Regions from separate parts of the Homo sapiens genome. Here region 2 is linked to region 1. The links are chromatin contacts, found by Hi-C or POLR2A ChIA-PET in ENCODE. All regions are on one chromosome and are shown on one strand. The core of a region is the stretch at or near the end of the contact, and the rest is flanking DNA. Distances in the headings are between cores, read along the strand shown. Region 1 has its middle 25 kb from the start of KEAP1. Region 2 overlaps ILF3 (interleukin enhancer binding factor 3).

The links. Hi-C counts contacts between places; a loop is a spot of excess contacts on that map. ChIA-PET counts read pairs that join two places held with the same protein, here RNA polymerase II (POLR2A). Pooled maps may share reads with other maps.
Region 2: a loop to region 1 is called in a map of mesothelial cell of epicardium, with 7 times the contacts of the local background. The contact joins two enhancer-like sites. A Hi-C loop is called at or near these places in 3 of 168 maps with a recorded cell type or tissue (chondrocyte, heart right ventricle and mesothelial cell of epicardium), 1 of 37 single-sample maps with no recorded cell type and 6 of 50 pooled maps. POLR2A ChIA-PET finds 5 or more read pairs at or near these places in 9 of 52 experiments (AG04450, CD8-positive, alpha-beta T cell, HEK293 and 6 more).

What each region holds. Positions count from the first base shown.
Region 1 is chr19:10,475,777-10,481,546 of GRCh38, forward strand. No RefSeq gene overlaps it. Among named protein-coding and RNA genes, the nearest start is that of KEAP1, 25 kb to the right of the region's middle. RefSeq lists an enhancer at 3,467-3,536. Within about 2 kb of position 3,300, at least 6 of the 41 ENCODE cell types and tissues checked have a DNase peak (open chromatin) inside an H3K27ac peak, as active enhancers do.
Region 2 is chr19:10,659,463-10,665,232 of GRCh38, forward strand. The region is part of intron 1 of ILF3 (interleukin enhancer binding factor 3); the gene reads left to right. Among named protein-coding and RNA genes, the nearest start is that of ILF3, 8.0 kb to the left of the region's middle. Within about 2 kb of position 3,649, at least 2 of the 41 ENCODE cell types and tissues checked have a DNase peak (open chromatin) inside an H3K27ac peak, as active enhancers do.

The DNA of each region.
Region 1 (5,770 bases), core at 2,050-4,549:
GAGTGAAATTCCATCTCAAACAACAACAAAAAAAAGTCAATGCAAATCAAAATAAGACATTTATTTTTTATTTTCTTTTGCAAAGCATTTTCACAGCTCATTTCTGTTCGTGCAAGCTAGAACATACAGCTTTCCAGGAATGGTCTGACAATATTTATCAAAAACATAACCAGCTGGGCGCAGTGGCTCTTGCCTGGAATCTCAGCACTTTTGGAGGCTGAGGTGGGAGGATCATTTAAGCCTAGGAATTCAAAACCAGCCTGGGTGACATAGTGAGACATGTCTGTCTGTCTTTCTTTCTTTCTTTCTTTCTTTCTTTCTTTCTTTCTTTCTTTCTTTCTTTCTTTTTCTTTCTTTCTTTCTTTCTCTCCTTCCTTCCTTCCTTCTTTCCTTCCTTCCTTCCTTCCTTCTTTCTTTTCTTTCTTTCGAGACAAGATCTCACTCTGTTATCCAGGCTCCAGGCTGCAGTGGCTAATTGCAGACTCAACCTCCTTAGGCTCAGGTGATCCTCCCAACTCAGCCTCCCAAGTAGCTGGTATTAGAAGCATCTGCCACCATGCCAGGCTAAATTTTTTTTTTTTTTTTTTTTTGCTCTTTTGTAGAGATGGAGTCTCGCCATGTTGCCCAGGCTGTTCTCAAACTCCTGGACTCAAGCGATCCTCCTGCCTCGCCCCCCCAAAGTGCTGGGATTACAGGTGTCAACCATCGCACCTAGACCTGAGACATGTTTCTAAAAAAAATTTTTTTTTTGAGACAATGTTTCACTCTTGTTGCCCAGGCTGGAGTGCAATGGTGTGATCTTGGCTCACTGCAACCTCGGCCTCCCGGGTTCAAGCGATTCTCCTGCCTCAGCCTCCCAAGTAGCTGGGACTGCAGGCACCCACCACCACGCCCGGCTAATTTTTTTATTTTTAGTAGAGATGGGGTTTCACCATGTTGTCCTGGCTGGTCTTGAACTCCTGACCCCAGGTGATCCGCCCGCCTTGGCCTCCTAAAGTGCTGGGATTACAGGCGTTAGCCACAGTGCCCGGCCAAAAATTTTTTTTTTTTTTTAGACGGAGTTTCGCTCTTGTCGCCCAGGCTGGAGTGCAATGGCACGATCTCAGCTCACCGCAACCTCTGCCTTCCGGGTTCAAGCAATTCCCCTGCCTCAGCCTCCCAGGTAGCTGGGACTACAGGGATGCGCCATGACGCCCGACTAATTTTTGTATTTTTAGTAGAAACAGGGTTTCACCATCTTGGCCAGGCTGGTCTCGAGCTGCTGACCTCATGATCCACCCGCCTCGACCTCCCAAAGTGCTGGAATTACAGGCATGAGCCACCGTGCCTGGCCAAAAAATATTTTTTTAAAGATGCAACTGCTTGGCCAGGCACGGTGGCTCATGCGTGTAATCCCAGTACTTTGGGAGGCCAAGGTGGGAGGATCACCTGAGGTCAGGAGTTCAAGACCAGCCTGGCCAACATGGTGAAACCAACCTCATCTCCACAAAAATAACAAAATTAGCCAGGCATGATGGTGGGTGCCTGTAATCCCAGCTACTCCAGAGGCTGAGGTGGGAGAATCGCTTGAACCCATGAGGTGGAGGGTGCAGTGAGCCGAGATCGTGCCGTTGCCCTCCAGCCTGGGTGACAGAGTGAGACTGTCTAAAAAAAAAAAAAAAAAAAAGATGCAAAGATGCAAATGCTCAAATATCTAAAGTAAAAAATGTCTCTATTCTCCTTGGTCAGAATAGTGAAGAATTATTAATAATCCAGGTGACCACTATTAAGGAGTTATTAAATTACTTTTCACCTATATGATGGAATAATATGCAACCATTAAAAATGATCAAGTGGGCTGGGCGCAGTGACTTACGCCTGTAATCCTAGCACTTTTGGAGACCGAGGCTCGTGGATTGCCTGAGCTCAGGAGTTCGAGACCAGCCTGGGCAACACAGTGAAACCCTGTCTCTACTAAAATACAAAAAATTAGACGGGCGTGGCAGTATGCGCCTATAGTCCCAGCTACCCGGGAGGCTGAAGCAGGAGAACTGCTTGAACCCAGGAGGCCGAGGTTGCAGTGAGCCGAGATTGTGCCACTGCACTCCAGCCTGGGCAACAGAGCAAGACTCCGTCTCCAAAAAAAAAAAAAAAAAAAAAAAATCAGGTGGATCTATGTTTATTGAAATGGCCAGAGATATTCACAGTCAGAACAGCAGGTTTCAAAATATTCTGTATTATATGATCCTACTGAAAAGTAACATGCAGAGAAAAGGCAGTTACCCATCCAGATATTCACAGTGTCTCCAGTGGTGGGATTAAGAAAGATCTGTGTCTTCAAACACTGCGGAAGGCCGCAGGGTCCTCTGCCTAGGAAAACCAGAGACCTTTGTTCATATGTTTATCTGCTAACCTTCTCTCCACTATTGTCCTATGACCCTGCCAAATCCCCCTCTCCGAGAAACACCCAAGAATGATCAATAAATACTAAAATAATTTTTTAAAAAAGAAAGATCTGTGTCTTGTGTAGTCTTTGACATTTTCTGAACATTTTGCAATGAGCATATATTACATTCATTGATGATCGATTGATTGGGACAGGGTCTCATTTGTCACCCAGACTGGAGTGTAGTGGTGCAATCACAGCTGACTGCAGTCTCGACCTCTCAGGCTCAAGCAATCCTCCTGCCTCAGCCTCCCAAATAGCTGACAGGCACCTGCCCCTGCCCCCAGCTACTTAAAAAAACTTTTTGTAAAGATGGGTTCTCACTATGTCGCCCAAGCTGGTCTCAAACTCCTGGGCTCAAGCGATCCTCCTGCCTCAGTGTTGGGATTACAGGCGTGAGTCACTGCACCCAGTCTATATTACTTTTATAATCAGAAAGTTATTTTATAATCAGGGGAAATGAAAAACATCTGGTATTTATTATCTGGGAGGCACAAAAACGTGGTGGATAAGCACACAGATTCTAGATTCAGCTTTCCTGGATTTTGGCTCCAACTCAGCCAAGTTAATGGCTGGGTTAGTCTGGGCAGGTTACTGGCCAAGGGGGGAAACCATGCCTCAGTTTCCCCCATTGTAAAATCCAAATAACAATAGCTTAGGTTTACCGAGAGGTTGTTATGTGACAAGCACTGTTTGTTTTACGTAAATCATCGAGGTAAATGCTCACAACAGCCCTATTAAGTAAGTACTATTATTATAAAAAGGGTCACAGGCATAGGCAGGGAAGGAGGTAGGGCTGGGAGTCGGAGCCCGTGAGCGCCCCCTAGAGTAGGGCTAAGGGGCGGGGGGGCGGGCTACAGCAGAATAGGGACCCAGCGCACTCGCAGAACGAGGGGGGAGGCGAGGCGAGAACGAGCGGGAGTTTTTTTCCCGACTACGATTGGCTGGTGTAATTGTCATCACTTGAAAAGGCAGCCAATGAGAGGCGCGGTCGCCTCGCTGGTGGAAGCCGAGAGCTGAGCGAAGTGAGGCGTGCGGAGCCAAAGGCGCTAGAGCGATAGCGGGAGCCCCGGACCCCGAAGCGGTTGAGGGGATCCAGGCCTCACAACGTCTTGAGAGTGGCCCCAGCGTCGTTCCTAGTCTCTTCGGCAGACCCCAGCGTCGTCCTTCTTTTCCTGAGAATATCCTGACACCAGTCGCCCGTTCCAGAAGGGGACACTTGGCGTCATCCCTTTTTTTCTGAGTGACCCCAGAGTCGTCCTCACTTCCTGAGGGGGATCCTGGCGTCATCCGCCCTTCTTGAGGGGACCCTGCTGTCACTACCCTGTCCTGATGGCCAGCACCGCATTGTCCTTTCTTCCCGCGGGAAACCCGGACATCATCCCCTCTTTCTGGCGGGGACCCCCATGCCATTATCCCCTCCTGAGGAGACCCCAGAGCCAGAGCCGTCCCCCCTTCCTCAAGGCTCCCCAGCGTTGTTTCTTCTTCCCGAGAAGGGGCCTGGTGCTGTTCCCCGTTTCCAGAGTGTTTCCTATCGTTGTCCTCCCCACACTCAGAAGGCATCTGTCATCCCCCCTTTTTCTGAGATCAGTCCCTTCCTCCTTTCCAGTTTAAGGCCGACCCCTGCAAACGCTTCTGTGGCACCCATAGATAGAAGGCCCAAAGACCCCCCTGTGCTCCCTTGCCCCCAATTGAGCAGACGGGAAGGCAAAAGACTCAGCTCACCCCATGAAGATGGGAAGAAACCGAAACTAGCTGATGAAGGAACTCACTATGCCACATGAGAAATCATTTAGGGCCGGGCGCAGTGGCTCACGCCCATAATCCCAGAACTTTGGGAGGCCGAGGTTATCATATAAGATCAGGAGTTCGAGACCAGCCTGGCCAACATGGTGAAAACCCGCCTCTACTAAAAAATACAAAAATTAGCCGGGAGTGGCGGTATGGGCCTGTAATCCCAGATACTCAGGAGGCTGAGGTAGGAGAATCGCTTGAACCCAGCAGGTGGAGGTTGCAGTGAGCCGAGATCACACCACTGCATTCCAGCCTGGGCAACAGAGTGAGACTCCATCTCAAAAAGAATAAATAAATAAAAAGAATTTGCCAGTCAACAACAATTTTTTTTTCTTGCCTCCCGGGTTCACGCCATTCTCCTGCCTCAGCCTCCCGAGTAGCTGGGACTATGGGTGCCTGCCACCACGCCCGGCTAATTTTTTGTATTTTTAGTAGAGACGGGGTTTCACCGTGTTAGCCAGGATGGTCTCGATCTCCTGACCTCGTGATCCGCCCACCTCGGCCTACCAAAGTGCTGGGATTACAGGTGTGAGCCACCGCGCCCGGTCAAATACAAAATTTTAAAACAACTTTTATATATACTCAGTTAAGGCAGACAAAACAAGTCTCTGATTATTTCATTCACTGAGGCAATATTAATTTTTGAGACACTTCCACACAGATTTACATTTTAAAAAAAATGTCAGGTGCGGTGGCTCACTCACACCTGTAATCCCAGCACTTTGGGAGGCTGAGGCGGGCGGATCACGAGGTCAGGAGATCGAGACCATCCCGGCTAAAATGGTGAAACCCCGTCTCTACTAAAAATACAAAAAATTAGCCGGGCGTAGTGGCGGGCGCCTGTAGTCCCAGCTACTTGGGAGGCTGAGGCAGGAGAATGGCGTGAACCCGGGAGGCGGAGCTTGCAGTGAGCCGAGATCGCGCCACTGCACTCCAGCCTGGGCGACAGAGCGAGACTCCGTCTCAAAAAAAAAAAAAAAAAAAAAAAAGGAAACTTAAGGGCCAGGCACGGTGGTTCACGCCTGTAATCCCAGCACTTTGGGAGGCCGAGGTGGGCAGATCACCTGAGGTCAGAAGTTCGAGACCAACCTGACCAACATGGAGAAACCCCGTCACTACTAAAAATACAAAATTAGCCAGGCGTGGTGGTGCATGCCTGTAATCCCAGCTACTCGGGAGGCTGAGGCAGGAGAATTGCTTGAACCGGGGAGGCAGAGGTTGCAGTGAGCCAAGATCACACCATTGCACTCCAGCCTGGGTAACAAGAGCGAAACTCTGTCTCAAAAAAAAAAAAAAAAAAAAAAAAAAAAAAAAGAGGCTGGGGGGTGGCTCATGCCTGTAATCCCAGCACTTTGGGAGGCCAAGGAGGGCAGATCAGGAGGTCAGGAGATCGAAACCATCCTGGCCAACATGGTGAAACCCCGTCTCTACTAAAAAAAAAATACAAAAAATTAGCTGAGCGAGGTGGCTGATGCCTGTAGTCCCAGCTACTCGGGAGGCTGAAGCAGAATGGCGTGAACCTGGGAGGCGGAGCTTGCAGTGAGCTGAGAT
Region 2 (5,770 bases), core at 2,399-4,898, 180 kb after region 1:
GGCTTACTGCAAGCTCCGCCTCCCGGGTTCATGCCATTCTCCTGCCTCTGCCTCCCAAGTAGCTGGGACTACAGGCACCCGCCACTACGCCCGGCTAATTTTTTTGTATTTTTAGTAGAGACGGGGTTTCACCATATTAGCCAGGATGGTCTCAATCTCTTGACCTCGTGATCCGCCTGTCTCGGCCTCCCAGAGTGCTGGGATTACAGGCGTGAGCCGCCGTGCCCGGCCAATTTTTGTATTTTTATATAGAGACTGAGTTTTCGCCGTGTTGGCTAGGGCTATCTTGAACTGGCGTCACTCAAGTGATTTGCCTGCCTCGGCCTCTCAAAGTGTTGGGATTACAGGCATAAGCCACCATACCTGACCTGCAGTTATTTCAAAGTAAAAAGGTTTTACTAAACAGTTAACATGTTTGGATGTTAGTATTTAATGTCCATGTGAGAGATGGTCTTTTTAAAAAAAAATCTTAACTGGAAAAATACAGTTCTGGGAGAAGTAAACATTGAACTGTATACTAAGTTTAAAAAAAATAATCCAAGGCTTCGCTCTGGGAATACATGGGGAAGGATTGCTTCTGCCTCCACCCAGATATGGGAGGATCTCTCAACCATGCTTCCCTTGCCCCCCTGCTGCCTGAGAGCATGCTGGAAAGAGGGTTTGATAATTCCCACTTGAAGTCATGTTGAATGTTTTTCTATGGTGGCAGATTTTAAAGCATTTCTGTTGGTTCATCCAAGAGCAGTTAATGTTTTTCTTTTTTTTTTCCTAAGGACTGGCTCTCACTATGTTGTCCAGGCCGGTCTTGAACTTCTGGGCTCAACGAATCTTCCTGCCTCGGTCTCCCGAGTAGCTGGTACTACAGGCATTCACAACTGTACCCAATTTAATCCTCTTCATACATTGCATTTGTAGTATTGTAGTTCACAAAACATTTCCCCATAGTGCCACCTTTAATCCTTGCTGTCTGCAGCCTGAGGCAGGTGGTATTTTCATCCTCATTTTTCACCCACCACCAGAAAGGTAAGTGATTTGCTGTAGGTCCCAAAGCTGCCAGGTTGGAGAGCCCAGGGGCAAATTCCAGGCTTCTGACTCTAGGACTGTGGGCACTCCACAACACTAGTGAGCCTGGAGTCCCGGGTCTCCAGAAACATTTGAGGAACAACTTGTATTTGCCAACTTTTTTTTATGAGATGGAGTCTCACTCTGTCGCCTAGGCTAGAGTGCAGTGGTGTGCTGTCGGCTCACTGCAGCCTCCGCCTCCTGGGTTCAAGCGATTCTCCCGCCTCAGCTTCCTGAGTAGCTGGGATTACAGGCGCCCGCCCCCACACCCGGCTAATTTTTGCATTTTTAGTGGAGATAGGGTTTTGCCATGTTGGCCAGGCTGATCTTGAACTCCTGACCTCGTGATCTGCCTGCCCTGGCCTCCCAAAGTGCTGGGATTACAGGTGTGAGCCACCATGCCCGGCTGTATTTGCCAACTTTTTATTTTGTCAAGGAAAATATCTTTAAATTAGTGATCATTCACCATTTCCGTTTTTCATAATTAGCAAGATTGTCTTTATCACCAAAACTATAGGAATAAAATAAAGGACAGTCCTTTAAGTTGAAAATATTTACTAAAATCTTTATTTCTGGCTGGGCGCGGTGGTTCACGCCTATAATCCCAGCACTTTGGGAGGCCGAGGCTGGCGGATCACTTGAGGTCAGGAGTTGGAGACCATCCTGGCCAACATGGTGAAATCCCGTCTGTACTAAAAATACAAAAATTAGCCAGGAATGGTGGTCTGTGGCTGTAATCCCAGTTACTCAGTAGAGTGAGGCAGAAGAATTGCTTGAACCCACGAGGCGGAAGTTGCAGTTGAGCTGAGATCACGCCACTGCACTCCAGCCTGGGTGACAGAGCAAGACTCTGTCTCAAAGAGAAAAAAAAAAAAAGCTCTTTGATATAATAATACTGTTGCAGTCTGAACTATGAACCATTGCACTGGACTTCACATTTTTAAATATTTCAGAATGGCATTGATAGCAAGATTTTAGACTGGCATTGCCTCGCTCGGTTGCTTGCTTTTTTTTTTTTTTTGAGACGGAGTTTTGCTCTTGTTGCCCAGGCTGGAGTGCAATGGCGCGATCTCGGCTCACTGCAACCTCCATCTCGCGGGTTCAAGCGATTCTCCTGCCTCAGCCTCCCGAGGAGCTGGGATTACAGGCATGCACCACCACACCGGGCTAATTTTGTATTTTTAGTAGAGATGGAGTTTCTCCAAGTTGGTCAGGCCGGTCTGGAACTCCCAACCTCAGGTGATCCACCCGCCTCAGCCTCCCAAAGTGGTGGGATTACAGGTGGGAGCCACTGTGCCCGGCCGGTTGCTTTCTAAGAATAATTTTCAATGTGCCCTTGATGGCGTGACTCTGTCAAAGTTCAAGGAGTCACCAAGACTCCTAGCTCAAGTGTATCATTTCAGCTCACAGCCCAGGATGGGCCAGCTCCAGAGGTCAGGAAACCAGGAGGTGGGTTGAGTCTCTGAATTTCAGAGCCTAATTTGGTCTCTCTCAAGTGAATATCCACTTCAGGACCATTCCCTAGAGTTGCTGGGAAGGCTGTAAGACTTATGAAATACCCCGAAGACAGGTGGGGCCATACCTGTGAGGGTGTTGCCACTGTACCTGTCCATTCCACAAACATCTGTTCATCCACTCATGCTGAACTAACTTGGGCATGTTTCTTTTCCAACAAGTGCCATGAACCTCATAGTGTAATTAGTGAGAGGTCAGAAAGATGGCCATTGCACCACAAACATAATGTTTTGTGGTTGAAGCTTCTGTAACTGCATGTTGTGGGTGGGCTGGATTCAGGAACAAAAGAAAAATGAATCCCTGTGTGTTAAACCATCCCAAACCACCAAGAAGTCATGTTTAAAATCCCAATACTTCATTTACCACTTGATCCTGCCTTGGGTTTGTTTTCAGAGAAGCTGCATGTTGCTGGTGCCCAGGATTGAATCATAAAAATTGTAAGAATAGGCTTTGCTGGTGCCAGGTTTGAATAAATGTGGTTGCAAGAACAGCATTGTTCATCGTTTCGCAGCTTTCGTTTAAAGTTAGATTAGTAGGGGCAGCGGAGTGTTGCGTGTGGGTGGGTGCTGTAGGCTTATTGCCAGCAGTGTGCCTCACTAAATATCCTCTTGAAAGGGAAGTTTCTGCTCACCCTGAAGACTGCTGGATCAGTTAGTGAGACAAATTCCAAGAAGCTGGCTTGGATGTCAAATTGGTCTTGGGCTCATAGAGAGGAATGGATTTGTTGCCCTGAAAAGGAGCGATAACTCTAGTTTTTAAACATTTGTTTTAGTTCAGATAATTACTGCCCTTATTCATTGTGTCCACCTGAGTCAGAAAGCATTGCTGCTGTTGCCTGGTCTAAGGGAGGAGGACCCAGGCATGTAACGGACTGCATGCTGGCCAGTTGTGGTGGTCAGAGCAAGCTGGAGGCCAGCGAGGCCCTTCAGGGGTCTTTTCAAGGGTCTGCCTTGGGGAGCAGAGGAAGATGAAGTGAGGCAGTCGTTATAGCAAGGGCACACCCACGTTTCTCATTTTGAACAGTGAAGAAAGCAGATGGAAAGCCACATGTAGGGCATTTGCTGAAGACAGGTGTGTTGGGGGCGTGTGTGTGTCCTCTGAGGCATTTTGGGTGGGGCGATATTTTGACCGAATGATACCTTGTTCTTCAGTGCTTCAATGGTTGATGGGGTGGCTTTTTTTCGAGATGGAGTCTCTCTCTGTCATCCAGACTGCAGTGCAGTGGCGCGATCTCGGCTTACTGCAGGCTCCGCCTCTTGGGTTCACGCCATTCTCCTGCCTCAGCCTCCCTGAGTAGCTGGGACTACAGGCACCTGCCACCACGCCTGGCTAATTTTTTTGCATTTTTTTTGAGATGGAGTCTCGCTCTGTCGCCCGGGCTGGAGTGCAGTGGCGCGATCTCGGCTCACTGTAACCTCCGCCTCCCGGGTTCAAGCAATTCTCCTGCCTCAGCCTCCTGAGTAGCTGGGATTACAGACGCCTGCCACCACGCCCAGCTAATTTTTGTATTTTTGGTAGAGGTGGGGTTTCACCATGTGGGTAGGCTGGTCTCGAACCCCTGACCTCGTGATCCACCCGCCTCAGCCTCCCAAAGTGCTGGGATCACAGGCGTGAGCCACTGCTCCCGTCCAATTTTTTTGTATTTTTAGTAGAGAGGGGTTTCAACGTGTTAGCCAGGATGCTATCGATCTCCTGACCTCATGATCCACCAGCCTCAGCCTCCCAAAGTGCTGGGATTACAGGTGTGTGCCACTGTGCCTGATAGTGGGGTGATTTTCTACTTCTAACTCTCTAATGTGTCACATGGCTTTTTTTAATAGATTGTCTGTATCAACTGGGGGTGAACTTTAGTCTTTTAACAATTTTCAGACTATGAAGTTTGGATGTAAACACCTCTAATGTGGGAAGTTAGTTTTTTTTAAAGTATCTGTATGGAGTTATGGATATATATAAATTTAATGTGTTGAATCTGTTTTATTTTAGTAACATCTTTTGAAAATGTTCAAACATAGAAAAAAGGGTGATACAATTTTAGTGAACACTTAGGCCGGGGGCAGTGGCTCACTGCCTGTAATCCCAGCACTTTGGGAGGCCGAGGTGGGCAGATCATTTGAGGTCAGGAGTTTGAGACCAGCCTGGCCAACATGTTGAAACCCCCGTCTCTACTAAAAATACAAAAGTTAGCCTGGCATGGTGGTAGGTGCCTGTAATCCCAGCTATCCGGGAAGCTGAGGCAGGAGAATCACTTGAACCTGGGAGGCGGAGGTTGCAGTGAGCCGAGATCGCGCCACTCCGCTCCAGCCTGGGCAACACAGTGAGAGTCCGTTTCAAAAATAATAATAATAAAAAATTTAAGCTGGGCGCAGTGGCTCAACGCCTTTGTAATTCCAGCACTTTGGGAGGCCGAGGCAGGCAGATCACTTGAGGTCAGGAGTTCGAGACCAGCCTGACAAATGTGATGAAACCCCGTCTCTACTAAAAATACAAAAAAAAATTAGCCAGGTGTGGTGGTGCATGTCTGTAATCCCAGCTACTTGGGAGGCTGAGGCAGGACAGTCTCTTGAACCTGGGAGGCAGAGGTTGCAGTGAACCGAGATCGTGCTGTTGCACTCCAGCCTGGGCAACAAGAGTTAAACTGCACTTCAAAATATAATAATAATAAAATAAAAAATTTAATGAACACCTACCTGTATGCACAGCCTAGGTTTTGCTGTGGGCATTTAACTGCTTGTGTTTCACATATTTGTCCATCCACTTATAATTCTTTTCACTTTTCACTTTATTGATTGATCAGAGACAGGGTTACACTTTTGTTGCCCAGGCTGGAGTGCAGTGGTACAGTCATAGCTCAGTGCCATCTCAAACTCCTGTGCTTAAGCAGTCCTCGCGTCTCAGCCTCCCAAAGTGTTGGGGTTATAGGCGTGAACCACTATGCCTGGCCAAATATATGTATATATATTTTTGTATATATTTTTTTAAATTTTATTTTTGTTTTTTATTTTATTTTTATATTTTGAGACAGAGTCTTGCTCTGTCGCCCAGGCTGGAGTGCAATGGCGCGATCTCAGCTCACTGCAGCCTCAGCCTCCCTGGTTCCAACGATTCTTCTGCCTTAGCCTCCTGGGTAGCTGGGATTACAGGTGCACTCCACTACGCCCAGCTAATTTTTGTATTTTTAGTAGAGACAGGGTTT